Linked DNA regions of Homo sapiens: region 1 is linked to region 2. A link is a contact called in ENCODE Hi-C or POLR2A ChIA-PET data. All regions are on one chromosome and are shown on one strand. The core of a region is the stretch at or near the end of the contact, and the rest is flanking DNA. Distances in the headings are between cores, read along the strand shown.

What was found. A loop is a pair of places that touch in the nucleus more often than their neighbours do. ChIA-PET counts read pairs that join two places held with the same protein, here RNA polymerase II (POLR2A). Pooled maps may share reads with other maps.
Region 1: a map of heart left ventricle shows a loop between it and region 2 (2.9-fold over the local background). The contact joins two enhancer-like sites. A Hi-C loop is called at or near these places in 9 of 168 maps with a recorded cell type or tissue (Caco-2, GM12878, HCT116 and 5 more), 2 of 37 single-sample maps with no recorded cell type and 24 of 50 pooled maps. POLR2A ChIA-PET finds 5 or more read pairs at or near these places in 4 of 52 experiments (BJ, MCF 10A, PC-9 and 1 more).

The regions. Positions count from the first base shown.
Region 1 is chr15:56,039,403-56,042,258 of GRCh38, forward strand. No RefSeq gene overlaps it. Among named protein-coding and RNA genes, the nearest start is that of NEDD4, 47 kb to the left of the region's middle. RefSeq lists an enhancer at 764-1,963. Within about 2 kb of position 1,254, at least 11 of the 41 ENCODE cell types and tissues checked have a DNase peak (open chromatin) inside an H3K27ac peak, as active enhancers do; they include endothelial cell of umbilical vein and mammary epithelial cell, where a contact is called at or near this core.
Region 2 is chr15:55,896,262-55,899,180 of GRCh38, forward strand. All of the region lies in intron 5 of NEDD4 (NEDD4 E3 ubiquitin protein ligase), which reads right to left. Among named protein-coding and RNA genes, the nearest start is that of NEDD4, 96 kb to the right of the region's middle. Within about 2 kb of position 1,495, at least 16 of the 41 ENCODE cell types and tissues checked have a DNase peak (open chromatin) inside an H3K27ac peak, as active enhancers do; they include endothelial cell of umbilical vein and mammary epithelial cell, where a contact is called at or near this core.

The DNA of each region.
Region 1 (2,856 bases), core at 4-2,503, 140 kb after region 2:
GGCTGCAGTGAGCTGTAATCATGCCACTGCACTCCAGCCCTGTCTCAAAAAGTAATTACAACTCAATAAAACTGGTGTGTGTGTGTGTGTGTGTGTGTGTGTGTGTGTGTGTATCATTGATTGTAAGTCTGATATTTCTCTCTCCCTTCCTTCCTTGCTGTCTCCACCCTTGTAAACAAAACAAAACAAAAAAACTCCAACCAGTTTTCCCAGGGTCAGTCTACTGAAGAGCTGATTTCTACGTATTGCATAAACTATACTATTCATGAATTTTAAAAAATAACTTAAACTCTCAGGTGATATCATCATTTTCTTTGTTATTTCTTTCTATTGCATACCACCTTCAGAATGATAAAGAGACTGAGGCTCTAGTCACAATTATATTCAGCTGTCAGGAATGATTAACTATCTTCCTTCTCCCCATGAAGTGCATGAGAATGCAACCATGCAAGTTAGGCTGATAATGTCCCCCATCAGATGCTATGGCTCCTCTTGCCTCAGAAGAGAAAAACAGCATGGTTTTGTACTAGGTTATGGAATGAAGTCTGGGATGAATTTTCTGGTTTGTCTGGGGTCAGTCTTCTAGCAAGACTTACTTTAATTTTAAATTTTTTTAATTTAATTTTTTTTGAGACAGTCTCAGTCTGTTGGCCAGGCTGGAGTGCAGTGGCACTATCATGGCTCACTGCAGTCCTGACCTCCCAAGCTCAAGTGATCCTCCCACCTCAGCCTCCTGAATAGCCAGGACCACAGGCATGTGCCACCACGCCTAGCTAATTTTTAAAAAAATCTCTTTGGTAGAGATAGGGTTTCACCATTTTGCCCAGTATGGTCTCGAACTCCTGGGCTCAGGCCATCCACCTGCCTCATTATCCCAAAGTGCTGGGATTACAGGCATGAGTCACCGTGCCTGGCGAGCAAGACTTACTTTGCTTCAAGTTTTGTTTCCAGAACATTTAGGTACCAATTCTCAATATAGAATTCTAACTACAAAAGTCACAAGTTATAAGGCATTTTTGAAGCAGTCACTGTTCATGTCCATCTGTGTCTTTCTTTCCCTCCACTAGCATGGATAATTTGGAGTTAACTGTAGAGCAAATACTTAGGAAATTAATCCCACATGATTTTCAGGTTCAAGGTGAGAAAAAAAGGAGAAAGTACAGTTCTTGTACCTTGACACACTTTATTCCATCTGCAGAAGTGGCTGCAGCTCACATGTGTGACTCACGTTGGAACAGCGGGCTCACATAATAGCATCACGTGCTGGCAAAGTGTTCAGATGACAAGCCAGTTACCTCATTCGGCTGATGCAATCCTGGAATTTCCTGAATTGAAATACAATTTAGGACCAGAAGGGAGAGACCCTGGGCTGTTTGATTAGGGCATCACCTTTAGCTAATTCTAACCACCCCCACCTTTTTTTTCCCATTTGTCTATTTCCTTCTTTCCTTAGGTGTGAGGTAATAATACTAATTGGTAACAGTTAAACTGTGCTGTGCACTCATCTAAGAGTTTTACTCTTAATTGTCAAACAATCCTAGGAGGCAGGCATCCCATTTTTTTCAGATAAGGCAACTGAGGTGCAAAAATCCCATGTCATTGCTTTAGGTCACACAGGAGAAAATGTAAGGCTCTTCTCTTTGAGATGTATACCTGAGGATCTTTGCTTTTAGTGATCAGATTGTGTGTAAGTTTTCCAGGGAGTCCCACTCGTGGAAAGCCCACGACTGCTGTGAGCTGTGACTGAAGATGTTGCCACCTCAGTGTGGTCAATGGCTCTGTCATCCAGTTTTAACCTCCATATCAGAACTTTCTTTAAATTATATGTAGAATTTTTTATTTTTCTACTATTGTTTCAGATTTTTCTTAGTATTTTAAGATGGTTTTTAGTGTTTTACCAGAAAAGGGTCACCACTTAAGATTCCCCTACCCCTGCTTTTTAGGATTTAAGGAGTGGGATATAGTTATTTATTATTTAGTGTGTTAAGATTATTTTCAGATAATAGCAAATGGTCAAGTCTTAATCATTTTTATACCCCATTATTTTGTTCTGGATATAATACCAATATTTATATAAATAGACCAAGGTAGAAGGATTGCTTGAGGCCAGGAGTTCAAGATCAGCTTAGGCAACGACATAGCAAGACCCCATCTCTACAAAAAATTTAAAAAAATTAGCTGGGTGTGGTGATGCATGCCTATAGTCCCAGCTACTTGAGAGGCTGAGGTGGCAGGATCTCTTGAGCCAGGAGTTTGAGGCTGCAGTGAGCTATGATTGTACTACTGCACTCCATCCTGGGCAGCAGATCGAGACCCTTTCTTTAAAGAAAAAATAAACAGGCAAGGAATATATTAGCTTGATAATTATCTTTAGCTGTGACACAAAAAGTGAATACATCCTTCACATTCTGTCATCATGTAGGAATGGAGAAAACTATAAATATGTAAAAATCTTTGAGACCATATTAATGATGGATTCCATTAAGCCCTGGACATTTTGGTGTAACAGTTCCACCTGACAGCTACACCAATCCCAACCACACCATGAAGGGAAGAAACACAGATCCAGTACAGATTGATGGTTCAAACTTACTGCCTGGATGCAAGGTGCCCAGAACAGGCATTTCTAACTCCTTCTGGCCAGGGATGAAATGTGAGACCTTTTGTTACTTTTGAGACACAGAGTTCAACTCTTGCTCTCACATGTTCCTGCAATTGTAGAATATTTTAAAGATTAAAGTCATGGTTCTTTAACATCACCTGTAGTTCAGGGGCCCAGACCTGTCCTGTTAAATCCCCTGACACAAGGCAAGTGCTGCTTCAAGATTCCTTTCTTATCTGTCAAGGTAAACAAAA
Region 2 (2,919 bases), core at 245-2,744:
ACCTCCACCTCCTGGGTTCATGCAATTCTCCTGCCTCAGCCTCCCCAAGTACCTGGGATTAGAGACATGCACCGGTATGCCTGGCTAATTTTTGTATTTTTTTGTAGAGATGGGGTTTTGCCACGTTGGTTAGGCTGGTCTCGAACTCCTGGCCTCAAGGGATGCACCTGCCTTGGCCTCCCAAAATGCTGGGATTACAGGGTGAGGCACCATACCTGGCCACAATGCCATTTTAATAAAAATTTACCTGATGATACTAAATTGCTAATTTCCTCCTCTGTAATTCTACTTCCCTTTGTATCTGTTTTTAATATCTGTATTATAGTTCTCTTGCACTCCAACCAGACGGTAAATTCCTTGAGGTCAACAAATACTAGTGACTAGCTTCTAGAGTCAGGCTCCAGGTTAAGTTCAGGAGGGTATTTCTGGTATCATGGAGCCTCCAGTCATGCATGGTGGACAAATATGCATATATAATTAAAATCTGTGTAAAAACTGCAAAGGAAAAGGATAAAATTCTATTCATGTATATAGAAATGTTAAGGAAAACTTTTATTCTTTGTTATAGCCCAATGTGCCTTACCTTTATAGTTTTAACATAATTTATCTATTTAAGACCTAAAGATAAATTCTAAATTATTAAACATGATAATTTATAAATATATTTGTATATATTTATGAATATACAATTTATAAAATATTAAATATGATTATTGACATGGCTTTTTTTGAGATGGAGTCTCACTCTGTTGCCCAGACCGGAGTGCAGTGGCACAATCTTGGCTCACTGCAAGCTCCACCTCCCAGGTTCACGCCATTCTCCTGCCTCAGCCTCCCGAGTAGCTGGGACTATAGGTGCCCGCCACCATGCCTGGCTAATTTTTTTGTATTTTTGTAGAGATGGGGTTTCACTGTGTTACCCAGGATGGTCTCGATCTCCTGACCTCGTGATCCGCCCGCCTCGGCCTCCCAAAGTGCTGGGATTACAGGCGTGAGCCACTGCGCCCGGCCGATATGGCATGTCTTAATGGAAAACTCTGCTGTGTCATCTTCGTCTTACTTAATCCTTCCTTTGTAAACATTAGCTATTTAGACCTGAGGAAGTACTCTAGGACGTGGAGGGAATTTTCCAAGAAGGAAATAGGAATAGTTCTAGCATTACAAAACTAAATCAGGAGTTGTGACAGGAAATGCTGCAATATCAAAAGAAGATGGTATCAGATTTCCTTTGACTTTTCAATCACTAGATTCTTAAAGTCCCACTTTGCCCATTTCAAAAGGGTCAGTATGTTCAACTTGGAGCAATAATAGTGAGGGTCGAATGACCTGCTCAACTCCCTGCAATCTGACTGCCTTCTTCAACCTGGCCTTACATTTAGCTTTCTGCCAGCAGTTTGACAGCCTGGTAAGGTTTGGGCTCCAGACTGGTTTATTAATTCCCTGCCCATGTGTCCTCCTGGCCTTGACTGTGGCTTATGTTCCTGCATCGTTTACTGTCTTTCCTGCCTCAGGGACTGAATTGTGTTTGCTTCAAGTTGTGGCAAGTTGTCTTCCTTACGAAGGGGTGATCCAAGCTTTCCCCTATACTTTTCCCCAGGCTTCCACATCCGGTTCCTGACCTTTCCTGCCCTCTAGTGGCCATGAGCCACACTCCCATCCTTGGCTGTGGAATCTGCACACAGTTGGTAAAGTTTGACAGATTAGAATATTTTACGTGAATTTCTATTATTCAAATGCCATGATATTATAACCCTGATCTTCCATTGACATTACCCCACAATTAAAACACACATCCATGAGAGGTGAAATCCACAACTCAAGTGGACTTAGATTCAGATAAAACTACCCCACTTAATAGTTTAAGTATAATCTAAGAATGTTTACACAATGTTCCAAAAGGAAGGTTAAAAATAATTCCTAAGTTTTTCCATATAGTGTAAGGCCTACCAACACACTGCACATAGTTGGAAGTCACTATTTAGCTCATCATTTGGTTGTTAGATTTATTGCTCCAGATTCCGGTTTTAATCATTTTCAAAGGTAAATGAATCTAAAAGTTACAAACTACTGAACTTCATATTCAATTTTTTCTATGTATTAAACAACACTAGCATTAGTGGGCCTGAAAACACTGTTAACAACTCAGGATTTATGAAAGTTTTCAGTCTACAGACTTTACTGAGATTATCCTCCTGCAAACTTCCTTAATTCACGGGCAAGCAGCCTTGATGCTTACAATAATTTCAACACTCTGATCCTTCTTTAATAATTTCAAAACATCTTATATATGTTCTTTGTCTTCCTTGCCTAGACTGCCCTATCAGAAGTTGGGATAATATCTTCTGCTCTTTTGTATTTCACAAAAAGAACTTTTTTTTTTTTTTTTTTTTTTTGAGACAAGGTCTTACTTTGTTGCCCAGGCTAAATACAGTGGCACAATCGTAGCTCAATGCAACTTGGACTCCTGGGCTCAAGTGATTCTCCTGCTTCAGTCCCTGAGTAGCTGGGACTATAGGCAAGCGCCACCACACCTGGCTAATTAAAAACAATTTTTTTTTAAATAGAGACAGGGGTCTCACTCTGTTGCCCAGGCTGGTCTTGAACTCCTGGGCTAAAGTGATCCTCCAATCTCAGTCTCCTAAGTGCTGGGCTTACAGGCGTGAGCCACTGTACCTGGCCAAGAAAAGACCTTTAAAAAGCAAAATCTGTTTGTTAGATTTTTAGTAGTCTTTTTCCTATTCATTAACAAATGGTAGTAAGCACAAATGATGCACAGTGATCAGTGAAAACAAAGATTTCTTCTCAGTACAATAAACACACTGCAAGAAGTATGTGTAAAGATTGTACATATGGCCAGAGAATATTTCTAAACAACAAACAAAATAATTATCAAATAATTCCCAAAGTAGTTTTTCTTCT